Linked DNA regions of Homo sapiens: region 2 is linked to region 1. The links are chromatin loops, found by intact Hi-C in ENCODE. Cell type or tissue: endothelial cell of umbilical vein. All regions are shown on one strand.

Region 1 (8,000 bases):
CGAGGTCACATCCCGCCTCGGTGCCCCCGCCCCATTTCCTTCTGGAATCCTGACGTTGGGGCGGGAGGGACCGGACCGACAGACCGCGGGACGGACGGAACTCCCTCCGGGAGTGCAGGCAGGAAATGGGCGGAGCCTGCTTGGCCGGGGCAGGTGCCGTGCGGGCTGAGGAGTCCGACGGGTTTCCCCGGACTGCCGCGCGCTTCTGCACCAGCCCCGCCGCTCGAGGCCCTGCAAAGCCCGGCGACCACGGCGCCTGTCCGCTGGAAGGCGCGGGCTTAGAATAAGCCTTTTCCCACAGCACTAGGGGCCACCTCGGGGCGGTGGCCCACTGAGCACACCCTCTGCTGACCCCAGACCTCAAATTTGGAGTCACCCAGGGGTCCGGTTCCTGAAAGTTGCAAGAATGGGGGCGGAAGGTGTTATGTCTCCTAAGTCTTACAGGCGTGGGAGGACGGGGAAGTAGGATGTGGTTTTCACCGATACTTAGACCTCCTAGACACATCCCCAACCCCTGCCCTGGGTGTGGAGTGGGTGGCTGAGTCTGAGGCCGGGAGGGTCTCTCACTCTAGGGTGGATGGGATGAGGGCCCTAGCGTGGGAACCTCACCTGCCCTGCTGAAGGCCTGGGTGCTAGGGTGCTGTAAAGACAGGGGCAGGCCTGTGCCCACCTTCTGTCTCCCCACAGGCTCTGTTCACTTGCAGATACCATACAGAGCCTTCATTCATTCATTCATTGACAATGAATGTGGGGTGCCCCTCTGTAACCAGACCTGGATCAAGACGCCTGCCTCCCCAGACTCAGGTCAGCAGTGCCCCCAGAGATGATGACAAAGCTCAGATGAAACACTTTAATGCAGTTACTGTGGGAAGAGGGAGCACAGAGCATCACCGTGGGTCCCCAAGCAATGGCTGCACCCCACATACCTGTGCTGACCCGCCCATATCCAATGGGTACCCACCATTCACATGGCCGGTGTTGTCCCGGGCTGCAGGCCCTGTGGGGGGCGGCACAGCTGGAGAGCCCAGCGCGTGTTTGCGGAGTGAGCCCTGCTTGTCAGTTGGCCCACAGTTCAGGCTGTCAATGAGTCATAGTCAGTGAGTCGGGCCCCAACACCAGATAGGGCTGTGTGAACTGGGTGCCTTCAGTGGCGATGGGCAAGCAGCATCCTCAGCCCGGTTTCCCCAGCACAGACGACCTCCCCGGACTCGGGATCTGCCTTTCCTCAAAGCAGGCCGTGTGTGCACTTCCTGGTCTGGTGTGGTGTGTGCAAGACTTGTGGGCCAGCCCAAGGCAAGGGTGAGGTCAGGGCTGTCCCAGGATAGCTCCTCTTGTCATATGTCTCAGGTTCCCTTCCCTAGAGGGCACATCCTCTGATCTAAGAATCCATCCTGCTCCCCTGGGTGAGGGCTGTAGACTTGCAAGATGAAAGGTGTTTCCAGTTCTTCTCTTTTTGTGCTGGGTGAGGTCCTCGAAACAGGTCCTGCACACTTCCTTCTGCCTTTGGAGGCTTGGGAACCCCTCATTGGGGAGGTGATTTCCCGCACTAGTGTGGAGGAGATGGGGCAGGGAGCTAGCTCTCAAGTAGAGGAAGCCTCTGGTTCTGCCCTTGACTGCCCTGACCAGGCACCCCCACACACAGCCACTGCCCACTTCAGCTTCTGCCGGACCCTCCTGGAGCACACGGTGTCAGCTGAGAGCATCCCCTGCCACTTGCCTCGGACACCTGGCACCAGCCTCACGTGGCATGACTCCCGCAGCCAGAGGGCGGCCAGCAGCAGGCCAATCAAGCTCCTGCAGCAGCCCGGCACAGACACCCCCCAGGTACCCACCCACTCCACCCACCTCCGTCCCTGCCCTCCTTCTCCACCACTCTCACTCTGCCTGCCACGCCCCTCCCCTGCAGGGCCGGCTGTACTCTGACCACTATGGCCTGTACCATACAAGCCCCTCGCTGGGTGGCCTGACCCGGCCCGTGGTCCTGTGGAGTCAGCAGGACGTCTGCAAGTGGCTCAAGAAGCACTGTCCCCACAACTACCTCGTCTACGTGGAGGCCTTCTCCCAGCATGCCATCACCGGTACAGTGGCGCTGAGGGTGCTGTGGGAGTGGGGCTAACCTGCCTCAGAGCGTCTCTTCCCCACACTCAGCCTGCCTTTCTCTTGCTGTTGTTTTCGTCTGTCTAGTTTCTCCTGTGAATCAACCTCCCCTCTGTTCTTCATCTCCGCAGAATCTGTCTTTTCTATCTCTCTGCCTTTCTTTTTTTTTTTTTTTTTTTTTTTTTTTGGTGAGACAGAGATTTACTCCTGTTGCCCAGGCTGAGTGAAATGGTGCGATCTTGGCTCACCACATCCTCTGCCTGCCAGGTTCAAGCAATCCTCCTGCCTCAGCCTCCCGAGTACCTGGGATTACAGGCATGCACCACCACGCCTGGCTAATTTTGTATTTTTAGTAGAGACAGGGTTTCACTGTGTTGCCCAGGATGATCTCGAACTCCTGATCTCAGGTGATCCGCCTGCCTCAGCCTCCCAAAGTGCTGGGATTACAGGTGTGAGCCACTGCGTCCGGACCTCTCTGCCTTTCTTCTGTGTCTCTTCCCATCTCTCTGTGCTGTCTTCATCTGGCTTTTCTCTGTTCCGTCCCTGCCTTTTGCTCTCCTTCCTTTCCCTCTGCCTCTCTCCTTTAAGTCTCTGTGTGTTTTGCTGATTCTCTTTCTCCCTCTGAGTCTCTCTGAACCTCGCTTCCTCTCTCTCTCCTCCCTCTCTCCGAGTCTCTCTGTGCCCGTGCTTCCCGCTTCCTCTCTCTCTCCTCCCTTTTTCTCTTTCAGTCCCTGCTTCTGCCTTGGCTCAGTTTGTTGTTTGTTTGTTTGTTTGTTTCTGAGAAGGAGTCTCGCTCTGTCATCCAGTCTGGAGTGCAGTGGCACGATCTCAGCTCACTGCAACCTCCACCTCCCAGGTTCAAGTGATCCTCCCGCCTCAGCCTCCCGAGTAGCTGGGACTACAGGCGCACACCACCAAGCCCAGCTAATTTTTATACTTTTAGTAGAAACGGGGTTTCACCATGTTGTCCAGGCTGGTCTTGAACTCCTGACCTCAAGTGATCTGCCCGCCTCGGCCTCCCAAAGTGCTGGGATCACAGGCATGAGCCATGGCACCAGCCTTGCCTTGGCTCTTGATGCCTCTGTTGGCCTCAGCTCAGCCCCTCTTTCCTCTCCCCAGGCCGGGCACTGCTGCGGCTGAATGCGGAGAAGCTGCAGCGGATGGGGCTGGCCCAGGAGGCCCAGAGGCAGGAGGTGCTGCAGCAGGTGCTCCGCCTGCAGGTGCGTGAGGAGGGGCGGAGCCTGCAGCTGCTCAGCCAAGGTCAGTGTGAGGTGCCAGAGAGGCCTGGGGGCTGATGGAGAAGCCCCTCTGAGTGTGGGGTGGGATGACCTCAGGAGGTCGGCTGCAGGCCCCAGTAAGCGCCCTAATGCAGATGATGCCAAAGACCCCACCCCATTCTCACCCTCTTCCATCACACAGCTTCCTTCGGGAAAATGTCCTAGCTGCTGCTGAGGCTTGAACCCAGACCCCAGCACTGTGATGGGAGTCCACGGCTAGGGAGGAGGCCAAGCTGGCCCCGCAGCGCCTCTTGGACCCTGCGGGATGCCGGGGCGGCCAGGCTGGCCCAACGGACAGACAGGACCAGGATCACACCTCCAGGCGCCTCTGGTTGGACATTCCAGGTCGTGCCCTGGGGCTGGGTGGGTAGGGGGCTGCTTGAGTGTGGCCCCACCTCCTGGGACCTGAGCCCAAGCCCTCCCCTGGTGCAGCTGGCAGCATGTGGGGCAGCTGCCTGGAGCCAGAACCGGTTTGGATGTCCCCCCTAGACTCCCAGGGAGTCTGTTTATTTACATTCCCCTCTCCACGTGATGTCGGTCCCCCATCGCCTGCTGAGTCACTTGTCTGTCCACCCACCCAGCCCAGTTCTAGGTCGTTCCCCAGCACCTCCAGGTTGGCCCACACAGGTACCATAAGCTGCCTCGGCTCCCTGTGGCTTGTGCCCATGCACCTGCCAGGGCCCAGCAGGCCAACCCATCATCTAGAGTAGTGGCCATCAGCACCCGCCTAACGGGCACCATGCCAAGCACTTTCATCATTATTTATACATCGTCACCACACCCCCTCTATTCATGAGAAGTAAAGCTGAGAAAGGACCAGATTGACCAAGCGCCAGAGACAAAATGTGGCACAACGAGAACCCCAGCCCTGTCCAGGTGGCTCCGCGCCCAGGGCCCAGGCTTAGCAGTGCTCCCTGCCCTATCTTTGGGAAAATCTTGCTTTTATGGTCTTCCCCCCTCGCCCTCAAGAACAAGGGCCTTGTGCGTGGGCCTTCCCATTGCTGCTTTCCCAAGAAGGCCTGGATTCAGGGGAGAGGCCTTCCCAGGGCCACTCCCCTTACACCCTCCCAGAGGCCTGAGCAACCCCTCTCTGGGTGGTTTGGGGCTGGTGCTGCCTGGCGGAAGGACAGTGAGGGCGGCCCTAGCCGCCTCCACCCTCTTGCGCCTCTGCCCTCTCCCAGTCCCCCTGTGGCTTCTGAAAATCTCAGGGACAGATGAGGCTGAGCCCCTAGTCCCCTCTGTGTGCTTTGAGCCTCCAGACTCGAGGCTGGTCACTGCAGGTCCCAGGTGGAATTTGGACAACTGGCCTGGCCGCTCCCATCCTGTAAGCCCCCACCACGGGGAGACCCTCATCCCTGCCCCTGTGTGGCTGCGCAAGTATTCTGCCCGCCTCCCACCATCAGCCTTCGCCCAAGGGGCCCTTCTGCCTCTGCTTCCCTCCCTTCTCCTCTGTCTTGCCCTGGCCCACGCACGCCTGTCTCGTCTTCCTTGTTTTGCTGCACTCACTTTTTTATACTCTGACAAAAAAAAAAAATCAGAAATAAAGCTGGTTCCCAAGTGCTGGCGGTGCTGGGTCTGCGAGGAGAGGGCGTCTGGGCAGCCGCGGCCACCAGGGGGCAGTGGCGTCACGCCCTGGAGGGGCGTCTGGGCAACCCCGCGCAGAGGCTGGAAACAGGGCTCAAGTCACGCCTGTGGGCGGTCCCCAGTGCTGGACACAACGCCCGACACGCTGGAAGGGACGGCCCAGACAGCGCGTGAGGGTCCCGCGGCTGCCGTGACAGAGGACCACGGAGGGGTGCTGAGAACAGCAGACATTCATTCTCTCTGGAGTTCTGGAGGCCGCAGTCCAAAATCCAGCTCCCTCAGGGCCTCCTGGGGCGACTCCTCACCTCTCCAGCTTCCAGTGGCTGCCGGGGGAACTCGGGCGCATGGGCATTACCCGTCTCCGCCTCTGTAATCAGATCACCTCCTCCTCTTCTGTCTCTCAAATCTCCCTCTGTCTCTCTCTTATAAGGATGCTTGGATTTGGGGCCACCTGGGTAATACAGGATAATCTCCTCATCACAAGATCTTTCATCACATCTGCAAATACCCTTTTCCCAATAAGATCCCATTCACACGTTCAGGGATAAAACACAAACATCTGGCCTGGTACGGTGGCTCACGCCTGCAATCCCAGCACTGTGGGAGACCAAGGCAGGAGTGTCGCTGAAGGCCAGGAGTTCAAGACCAGCCTGTGTGACATAGCAAGACCCCATCTCTACAAAAAACTTTTGAAACTAGCCAGGCATGGTGGCGCATACCCGTAGTCCCAGCTACTTGGGAGGCTGAGGCAGGAAGATTCCTTGAGCCCAGGAGTTCAAGGCACAGTGAGCTCTAACCACACAACTGCACTCCAGCCTGGGCAACAGAGCAAGACCCTGTCTCAAACACAGATCACAGCACACACACACACACACACACACACCACACACACACAGCAATCAGACACATAAGAGCATAAACCACACACAGAGACTCAATGACACTGACACCAGCAAACACCAACACACACAAACACATGCATGTAGTTGGCCAGGCACACAGACACAAAGGTATGTAACAGCATGCCCCCATACAAAGATGTCATTACACAAATACACAAATACTAGCATGCAGACACACAACGACCTCCTAACACATAGAAACACATGGGACACGGCACATCCCCGGTGCACACAAACACACTGTATTCCACGACACCCTGGCATGTAGATGCTCACAGAAAACAGCCGTCCCTCACCAGCACCCTGACACTGAGACATGCCGCAGCCTGGACACATGGATACTGAAATCCAGACACATCGTCCCCAGGTACCCTGAGGTCTAGTCGCCCAGATGCTAAAATACAGACAGGCATTGGTCTCACCTAGCATGGGACACTGTCATATCCTGACACGGCAATGTCCAAACAGGTCGCATGTATGGACACCCAGACTTACACAGGGAGAGCTGACGGCCTTGGCTGCACCTAAGGGGACACACACTGACCCCTCAGGAAATCCTGCTGGTCCCGTCCCCAGGGTGGGAAAGGTCAACAAGGGAAGGACGTGATGACGCTAGCCTCACAGGGAATGCCCTCCCCTTCCTCCTCGGGTCACACAGGCTGGTGTGCACTGGCCTCTCTGACTCAGATTCCCGAAGGAAGGATTGACTGACTGCCTCTTCTATAAGAGCCAACCTCCAATCTCCATGTGAGTGCTCTGCACCAGCCTTGAGTGAAGCAGATCCCAGGCCCCTTTGAGGAAAGGCAAAAATCTTACTGCCCAACCCCCTAGCAGTGCCTCTGAGCTTGCTCCACGGGGTACAGGGAAAGGGGCCGACTGGGCCGGAAGGGCCCCAGCGAAGGAGGCACACCTGGTAGTTCCATTTCCTGACTAGCAACTTCCAGCCCACATCAATTTTAAGGAGTCCAGAATATTTGTAGTATGCAAAAAGGGGCATTACGAAACTTTTAAAAGTCTGTTTTAATTATAAAAGTAATATATGCACATGGTTTTAAAAAAAATGCTGGCTGGGTGCGGTGGCGCATGCCTGTAATTCCAGCACTTTGGGAGGCCGAGGTGGGTGGATCACGAGGTCAGGAGTTCGAGACCAGCCTGGCCAGCTTGGTAAAACCCCGTCTCTACTAAAAATACAAAAAATCAGCTGGGTATGGTGGCACGTGCCTGTAATCCCAGCTACTCAGGGGGCTGAGGCAGAATTGCTTGAACCCAGGAGGCGGAGGTTGCAGTGAGCAGAGATGGCGCCACTGCAGTCCAGCCTGGGCAACAGAGAGAGACTCCATCTCAAAAAAAAAAAAAAAAAAATGCTCTATGGGCACAAGATGAAAACCCAGAGTCTCCTTGACTCTTCCCTCCTGAGGCCTGAGGCCTTCCCTGGGAGATGGGTGCTGTGAACAGGTAAGAATGGCCCTCCTAAGGCCAGGGGCAGTGGCTCACGCCTGTAATCCCAGCACTTTGGGAGGCCGAGGTGGGCGGATCACGAGGTCAGGAGATTGAGACCATCCTGGCTAACAGGGTGAAACTCCGTCTCTACTAAAAATACAAAAAAATTAGCCGGGCGTGGTGGTGGGCGCCTGTAGTTCCAGCTACTTGGTTGGCTGAGGCAGGAGAATGGCATGAACCCAGGAGGCGGAGCTTGCAGTGAGCCGAGATCGCACCACTGCACTCCAGCCTGGGCTACAGAGCCAGACTCTGTCTCAAAAAAAAAAAAAAAAAAAAATGCCCTCCTAGCCAGAGGCGGTGGGTCACACCTGTAATGCCCACACTGTGGGAGGCTGAGGCAGGAAGATGGCTTAAGCCCAGGAGTTCAAGACCAGCCTAGTCAACACAGAAAGACCTCGTCTCTATGAATACTTTAAAACTTAGCCAGGTGGGGTGGCACACACCTGTAGTTCCAGCTACTTGGGAGGCCGAGGTGGGAGGATTGCTTGAGCCCAGGTGGTAGAGGCTGCAGTGAGCCAAGATCACACCACTGCATTCCAGCCTGAATGACAGAGCGAGACCCTATCTCAAGAATAAAAAAAGAACGGAGAAGGAGAAAGGAGAGGAGGGGAAGGGAGGGGAGGAGAAGGGAGGGGAGGGG
Region 2 (8,000 bases), 440 kb after region 1:
GAGGAGAGGCAGATCACAAGATGCTGCACCTGGGCTGGAGACACTGGATCCCGGGGACTGTCCCCGATGTGAGCCACCCTGCCGAGGGCCAGGGCAGCAGTCTGGTTTCTCTGGTCTCATAATGACAGCGCGGCCAGGGGCAGTAATGAGCATGTGTAGACGGATATCCGGCTGGGGCAAAGGTGCCACTTAGGCCCCCAGAGCAATGAGCTCCCACGGGGCTGGGCCGGGCCTCCAAGCCTGGCACCCACTCCCCTTTGTCCCAGCCAGGGTGGGGTGAGTGTGTGCTGGGGACAGGGGTGCCCGCCAGAGGCCTGGTGTGGGGGGCTGTGCCTGGGACAGAGCACAGGGGCCCACGCTGACCAGCCTCCCTGCCCACCCTCCCTGCAGAAGGCCCCGAGGCAGGACGTGTGGGAGCGGCCACACTCCGAATTCGCCCTTGGGAGGAAGCTGGGTGAAGGCTACTTTGGGGAGGTGTGGGAAGGCCTGTGGCTGGGCTCCCTGCCCGTGGCGATCAAGGTCATCAAGTCAGGTGAGGCCCCGAGATCCTGCGCCACGGCCGGGCCCCGCACCTGCTGTCCAACCCTCAAGCCCCAGGGCAGTGATGTTCGTGGCGTGGGCCGGTCCTGGAGCCACACCCTCTCTCGCAGCCAACATGAAGCTCACTGACCTCGCCAAGGAGATCCAGACACTGAAGGGCCTGCGGCACGAGCGGCTCATCCGGCTGCACGCAGTGTGCTCGGGCGGGGAGCCTGTGTACATCGTCACGGAACTCATGCGCAAGGGGAACCTGCAGGCCTTCCTGGGCAGTGAGTCCCCTCCCTGCTGCCACGTGGCCCTGACGCGCCTGCGACCGCCCCTTCCCTCCTGGCGCAGAGCTGAACCTGCGGGGTTTCCGAGGTGAACCGGGCCTCTCTACCGGGAGCAGGTGGCCCCGGCTGCAGATCCCATCCCTGTCTGGTCTCCAGCCAACAGGGGGCTGGCGTCAGGTCTGGGCCAGGCCAGAGCCTTGTGGCTCCGGGGCTGGAGCTGGTGTTCGGGGGCGGTGGGGGGCGCGGTCCCATCTGGGTCACCAGCCTTGGTCTAATGTGACATAGACCCAGCCCAGCCTCTGGCTCTTCTCTGCCCTGGTCTTTGTCGGGGGCCTGGGCCGGCTGCCGGGTCACTGTGGTGAGTACAGGACCCTCGCCCTGTCTCACTTGGGGCTTCCCGTGGCCTTAGCCGGCCATGCCATCCTCGCCACGTCTTAGAGATGAGGAGGCTGAGGCATGGGGGAAGGTGACGTGGGTGGACGCTGGCCTCACCGGCCGTTGGCCCCGTGCCCTAAAAGACCCCGCGCTGTCTCCTGCAGCCCCCGAGGGCCGGGCCCTGCGTCTGCCGCCACTCCTGGGCTTTGCCTGCCAGGTGGCTGAGGGCATGAGCTACCTGGAGGAGCAGCGCGTTGTGCACCGGGACTTGGCCGCCCGGAACGTGCTCGTGGACGACGGCCTGGCCTGCAAGGTGGCTGACTTCGGCCTGGCCCGGCTGCTCAAGGTCAGCGGAGGCTCTGGGCCCCTGACCCAGAGGGGGTGGGTGAGGGGACCCCGGTCCACCTGCCCTACCAGGGGCCTTCCCTCGCCCCCAGGACGACATCTACTCCCCGAGCAGCAGCTCCAAGATCCCGGTCAAGTGGACAGCGCCTGAGGCGGCCAATTATCGTGTCTTCTCCCAGAAGTCAGACGTCTGGTCCTTCGGCGTCCTGCTGCACGAGGTTTTCACCTATGGCCAGTGTCCCTATGAAGGTGGGTCCCCAGGCAGCCAGAGGGAGGATGCAGGCTCTGCCCAGGAGTCACTGGCCCCGGGCCTGGACGCTGTCGGCAAGGGGTTGGAGGGTCTGGCCAAGGGCAGGCAGATGACATGGGGGGCTACAGGAGGCCTCCTCCATAGGGACCCCCAGGCAGAATCGAGGCAGCTCTTGCCCCGCGCCTCCCAGGGATGACCAACCACGAGACGCTGCAGCAGATCATGCGAGGGTACCGGCTGCCGCGCCCGGCTGCCTGCCCGGCGGAGGTCTACGTGCTCATGCTGGAGTGCTGGAGGAGCAGCCCCGAGGAACGGCCCTCCTTCGCCACGCTGCGGGAGAAGCTGCACGCCATCCACAGATGCCACCCCTGAGTCCTCACGTGACCCAACGCTCTGGGCTCCAGCCAGGCCAGCCCCTCCTCCCTGCAGAGCGCCAACTCGAAGGGATGCCGGTCTGCCGGACCGAGGAGCCTCTGGCTGTGGGCCTCAGGCCCTGGCGTGCACACATGTTCGTGCACCAGGCAGACGTGCAGACGGAGGGCTGGGGCTGACGTCCCCCGTGCAGTGTGACTCGTGCAGACGGAGGGCTGGGGCTGACGTCCCCCATGCAGTGTGACTCGTGCAGACGAAGGGCTGGGGCTGACGTTCCCCGTGCAGTGTGACTCGTGCAGACGGAGGGCTGGGGCTGACGTTCCCCGTGCAGTGTGACACGTGTCCCTGGCCTCTCAAGAGAGACAACGGCACAGGAGGGTGGGTAGAAGCCTCGGAGGCTCTGGGTGAGGAACCCTGAGCCCTGTGTGTCTCCTGCCTGGGTCCCCTGGACTCCCTCCCAGGGTGAAGAGCCAAAGGCCCAGTTCTCTCCCTAGTCCCAGCTTGGGTTTGTGGAAATGACCAGTGCTGACTCCCAGGCAGACCGTGGTGTTGACCCCACTGGATGTGTGGTATGTAGGCACGGGGTGGCACCGTCACCTGCCCCTCACAGACACACTGGCGGCCTGTGCACAAACCCACTCACGCACACAGCACTCAGTAAGCCGGGACTGACCCACTCAGACACGCACACAGGCGCACATCACACACAGGCTCAGCCCCCCAAACCCAGACCCAGGAGCTGGAGCGTACGGGTCCACGTGGCTAGAAAATGCAGGTTGGAGCGGCCCCCATGCCGCCCGGACCCCCAGCCCAGGACATCATGGTGCCCAGAGAGCGTGAGCCCCAAGGGCATTGGCAGGAGCTGCCGATTCCATCTCCCTGGGTGGGTTCCAGGTGGCACAGGAAGGGTGGGCCGGGAGGCTTGGTGACCTGGGAGCTGCCCTTGGAGGCTATTTCCAGGGGCCTCAGGGTGGGCCGTGGGGGATTTGGAGTCTTCTGCCTGTGCAGGGTCAGGCAGGGTCGGTTGGGGGCTCGGAGGTAGATGCCATGGTATGCTGGGCAGCAAGTGGCTCAGGAAGCCTCTGGGTGTGAGTCCTCGGGGGTCACCAAGGCAGGAGGGGGCAGGGATGTGCAGGGTCCGCCCTCGTCTCCCCACGTCTGGCTCAGGGAAGCTTCTGCTCAGGTCTTCGTGAAACACGTCAAGAAGCAAGGGGGCCGGTGGGGTCTGTTTGTGGCCCCCGGAGACCCTGCCCCCCACCCTCCTGGGAGCCCAGGTTGGCAGCTGTGCCCAGAAGGCTTTCGGGGACAGAAAGTTTGGAGACAAGTTCAGGCCTGACTGAGTCCTTGTCCCCTAGAGTTGGGGTCAGCTCTGTACCTGCTGAGCCGAAGTGCTGATGGCTGCCGTCCACAGGCCCCGGCCAAAGCCTGGCTCAGGAGGGAGCTAAGAGATGAGACTCCCGTGTGCAGAGACAGGTGGCCCCGGGGAAGGAAGAGGCCACTCGGAGGCTCCGAGAACGGAGGCAGCGCGGGGGCTTCCTGGGGCCCGTGCATCGGAGGAACAAGGCCAAGCGGAGGGAAGCAGCAGGAACCAGGACCCCTGCAGATGGTGGAGGCAAGAGGCTTTATCTGAGCCTTTGGGACCCTGGCCACCTGCCCAGCTCCATCTGCATGGGAGAACCTAGGGGAGGGGCTGGTTCTGGTACCTGGGCCCACTGAGGCCTTGAGCTGAGCTTCCAGTTCTGGCAGGTCCCCAGCACAGCAGCCTGGGGGCTCCTCTGGCACAGAAGGCCTCGCCCTCTGTGCTCTCTGCAGCCGCCACTGGGATTAAGGGGACCAGGTGTGTCTGTGGCACCTGTGCCCTCCTAGGCATCTCGCCAGCCACCAGCTGAACAGGTTTGGTGCTCCTGGGTATCTGGGAGGGGCTGGGGACGTTCCTGCCTCCTGGTGTGGCTTAGACTGAAAGTCCTGCACGTCCGAACTCAGGGATACTCGAGGCTTCCTGGACATAGACTCACGGGCCCAGAGTCTGGCCGGGCTCTGAGGGACGCTGCCCGGCCAGGTGCCCCGGCACCCTCCTTCCGCATTCCCCACCCCCCACCCCTCCCCCTGCATCCTCCCCAACCGACCCCAGACAGAGCTGGGAGGGCCTGAGGGACACTGCCCAGGCCGGCACCCCGCTGCCCCTCCCCACCTTGGTCAGCGCTGAGCTGGGCTGCCCAGAAATCTATGAGCCTGTTAAATAATCCAGATTATTGTTCTTAATCTCAAAACAATGAGTGGAAGGTGCCATTATTTCTCTTTGCAATAAAAATAAAAGTTGAAATACGCAGTTTAGGGACTTTCCTTACCACCCCTTGCAGACTTTGAATTTCCCTTCCCGCCCCTTCCTGCCCCCTTGTGGCTGCCAGTCCAGGTCCCTGGGTTGGAGCTCCCGGGTGGACACAGTAGGGTCAGTGGGAGGGTGGGGCGGGGAGGGGCCTCCAGGGAGGGGGTGTCCCGAGTCTCAGGGGCTGGGGGGCAGGCGGCCGTCGGGTGCAGGTGGGGGTCACGGCAGGGCTCACTCAGGCATGAGTCGGGAGAAGGGAGGCCAGCTGGAAGGGGGCAGGGGTCCTGCGGGCTGGACAGGAGGAGGCAGAGGCTGGAGGCGGGAGGGGCTGCCTGGGAGGGACCTGTGGCCTTGGGCCCCAGCGCCATGGGCGCTTCCAGGCCGCACTCACGGTCCTTGCCTGCCCCCTGGCGTCCGTGTGGAGGAAGGCAGTGCCCGTTTCTTCAGCCGTGGGTGCCCCTGGCTCTGCCTCCCCGGGGATCCCCCAAAACCCTCGGGCCCTCCTCTTCCGGGAAGTCCTCCGGGCCGACCCACACAGCTGTCGCTGCCCTGATTCCACTCCCTCTTCCCTGCTTGGCCCTTACCCGAGGGCGGGCCTGCCCATGAGGCCGCTCTCAGGACGCCTGCCCACAGCAGCTCCTGACATTGGGCCCTGTGCTCAGGGGTGGAGTCTGGGGCTGGGTGAGGGCACCGACGGGTGGAGGGGAAGCTGCCGGAAGCGGGGAGAGAGGCGGCCCCCACCTGTGCCCCCGCAGCTCTGAGGGTTGGGAAGGCAGCGCCTGCAGCCCTCACCTTCCTGCCCTCAGGCTGCGAGGCTTGTTCCCAGAGGGCCGTTGGCTTCCCTGAGTGCCTGAGTGTCCATAAGTTGGACCCCCAAGAAGCCCCAACCGGGAGGTCCTCCTCCCCCTCTCCTGCGCTCAGGCCGGCCCTGGCGGTGCTTGCCCAGTGGGTTCCCATAGTGCGGGCGCTAAGTGCTCAGATGGGCCCCAGTGGGCCTGAGGACTTGTGGGGCCGGCTGGGCCCTCAGGAGGAGCCGGGGTGCTCTGGAGCGCCTGTGGGTGCTGGGTGTGGCTGCTTCCCGGCCTGTCATGAGGAAGTGGGACGGCCCGCCTGCCACGCCCAGCTCTGGGTGCTCCAGCTGGGCCACAGCCTGGTCCTGCCGCTGCGCCCGCCCGCCATGGTGTCCCGGGACCAGGCTCACCTGGGCCCCAAGTATGTGGGCCTCTGGGACTTCAAGTCCCGGACGGACGAGGAGCTGAGCTTCCGCGCGGGGGACGTCTTCCACGTGGCCAGGAAGGAGGAGCAGTGGTGGTGGGCCACGCTGCTGGACGAGGCGGGTGGGGCCGTGGCCCAGGGCTATGTGCCCCACAACTACCTGGCCGAGAGGGAGACGGTGGAGTCGGAACCGTGCGTGTCCTAGGCTGCTGGGAGCTTTGGCACAGGCCACCCTCTAGGCACAGGGGAGGGACAGGGCTCTGGGCTGCTCAGGGAGGCCCAAGAAGGTGGGGACCCCGGTTCCATCTTCCTGCACCCCAAAGTCCAGGCTGGGCATCCCGCTTGATCCTCCCTGCAGGCCCCATGCGCTGGCGCCCAGGAGTGCCCAGGACTGTCCCTGCGGGAGTTGGAGCACGGGGGTCAGAGGGCACGGCCCCTGCCTTGGGCTCATCCTTGTCACAGCTCGGGGGTGGACGCTGCATTGCCGGGACCCAGGGAGGACAGAGGGTCCAGGGTGGACTTCTGGGGCCCGGTGGCCAGTGACAAGGTCTGTCGGAGCGTTCCAGGGCCTTTGGGGGAAACGAAGCTTGAAGCTTGCCCAGTTTCCAAAGTGCCGGAACCAGACACACGACCTAGTTAGGGGAGCGGGCCGGCTGCCGGGCAAACTTCCTGCCTGCTGTGCCCTGCGGGGAACCAGACAGCAGCTGGTGTGGCCTGGCCCTGGCTTCCACAGCTGCCCGGAGCTCAGGCTGAGGAGGGTCACGCTCCTGAGATCCCGCGTTTCTCATCAGTGATTGGGCACCCACTGTGTGTGTGCGTGAGTCACAGGCTGTGTAGGGTTAGCTCCCGGGGGACCCAAGCAACAAGCAGGGGAGGCTGTAAAGAGGCCGTCGGGCAGGGGCCCATGGTGGAGACCCCTCTATTACGTGCAGACCCACGACCTCGTTAGCAGGGTCACGCGCAGACCCACGACCTCGTTAGTGAGCAGGGGTGCAGGGGTGGGGTCTGGCCGGAGGCTGGTCAGCTCCCAGGTGCAAAGACCCTGAGTCCTGAGAACTCGCCCAGGTGAGAAGTGGGGAGGAGGCCAGGTGAGGAGGGGGTGGGAGGCCAGGTGGGGGGGGGAGCGGGAGGCTAGGTGGGGGGGGCTGGAGGCCAGGTGAGGGGGGGCGGGAGGCCAGGTGGGGGGGGCGGGAGACCAGGAGAGGAGGGGACGGGAGGCCAGGAGAGGAGGGGGCGGGAGGCCAGGAGAGGAGGGGGCGGGAGGCCAGGTGAGGAGGGGGCGGGAGGCCAGGTGAGGGGGGGGCGGGAGGCCAGGTGAGGGGGGTGCGGGAGGCCAGGTGAGGACGGGGTGGGAGGCCAGGTGAGGGGGGGGCGGGAGGCCAGGTGAGGAGGGGGCGGGAGGCCAGGTGAGGAGGGGGCGGGAGGCCAGGTGAGGGGGGGGGCGGGAGGCCAGGTGAGGAGGGGGCGGGAGGCCAGGTGAGGAGGGGGCGGGAGGCCAGGTGAGGGGGGGGGCGGGAGGCCAGGTGGTTGGAGGGGCAGGTGGGGCAGTGCTTCCAGGTGTGCGGAAGTGGAGGGGGTGGACCCCAGGGGCTCCATGCTGGGCCGTGGTCTTCTGTGTGGGGTTTGTGTTCCAGTGACCTGAGGGAGTCAGACACACAAAGGGCGCAGGTCACCTGGAGCTTCTGCAAGCTCCACCTGGAAGTCCACAGTCCAGGGCTGGCCCACACCCCGCAGCCGGGAGTTAGTGCGCGCGAGTGGCTGTGTGTGCGTGCGTGTGAGCGTGTGGGCAAGTGAGCACACATGCGCGTGTGTGTTCAGGTGTGCGGGTGAACTGTGCGCATGTGTGGGGGTTTGTGACTGTGTGTGTGTGAGCGTGCGTCACACATGGGTGTGTGCAGGCAGCTCTGGGCAGCCATCCTGCTCAGCTGCCCTCCCCAGCTCCACCCTAGGCTCTGACCCCTAGACTCGGGCCACTCAGGGCAGGGTGTGGTAGCGCCTGCCCCTGCCCCCGCCGGGTCCTCAGGGGCCTGTCCTGGCCTTTCGGGACATTCAGGGCGTCTGGGTCAGCGACAGCTCCTGAGAGCAGCTGTGGTCAGGGCTGGGAGCTTGAGGTGGCAGGCAAGGGCGGCTGGGGTTCCAGGCGGGCAGGCTGGGGCCAGCGTGGGGTCCACGTGGGGTGGGCCCAGGTCCGCGTGTTCTCAGACTCCTCCCCTGCAGGTGGTTCTTTGGCTGCATCTCCCGCTCGGAAGCTGTGCGTCGGCTGCAGGCCGAGGGCAACGCCACGGGCGCCTTCCTGATCAGGGTC

What was found. A loop is a pair of places that touch in the nucleus more often than their neighbours do. Peaks named below come from ENCODE experiments on the same cell type or tissue, not always from the same donor. Only the 100,000 strongest peaks of a DNase experiment are listed, where the experiment ranks them.
Region 2: a loop joins it to region 1, with 22 times the contacts of the local background. A loop is called at or near these places in 100 of 110 quality-filtered maps.

What each region holds. Positions count from the first base shown.
Region 1 is chr20:63,971,049-63,979,048 of GRCh38, reverse strand. It overlaps SAMD10 (sterile alpha motif domain containing 10), which reads left to right. Exons shown (of 5, transcript NM_080621.5): 2 at 1,643-1,824; 3 at 1,907-2,078; 4 at 3,217-3,357; 5 at 3,517-4,933. The coding sequence ends at 3,539. Among named protein-coding and RNA genes, the nearest start is that of SAMD10, 4.6 kb to the left of the region's middle. RefSeq lists an enhancer at 1-253. In endothelial cell of umbilical vein, a CTCF peak has its summit at 4,986 (motif pointing right); DNase peaks (open chromatin) are centred at 5,028 and 6,498; H3K4me3 peaks cover 660 bases; H3K27ac peaks cover 879 bases.
Region 2 is chr20:63,534,972-63,542,971 of GRCh38, reverse strand. PTK6 (protein tyrosine kinase 6) reads left to right here and starts at 5,596. Exons shown (of 8, transcript NM_005975.4): 1 at 5,596-5,887; 2 at 7,913-8,000. The coding sequence starts at 5,658. SRMS (src-related kinase lacking C-terminal regulatory tyrosine and N-terminal myristylation sites) reads left to right here. Exons shown (of 8, transcript NM_080823.4): 4 at 391-532; 5 at 651-809; 6 at 1,352-1,533; 7 at 1,625-1,781; 8 at 1,973-4,483. The coding sequence ends at 2,154. RefSeq lists silencers at 264-323, 4,538-4,807, 5,138-5,287, a cis regulatory region at 2,904 and enhancers at 2,820-2,989, 5,408-5,497. In endothelial cell of umbilical vein, a CTCF peak has its summit at 4,910 (motif pointing left); a DNase peak (open chromatin) is centred at 4,921; H3K4me3 peaks cover 566 bases.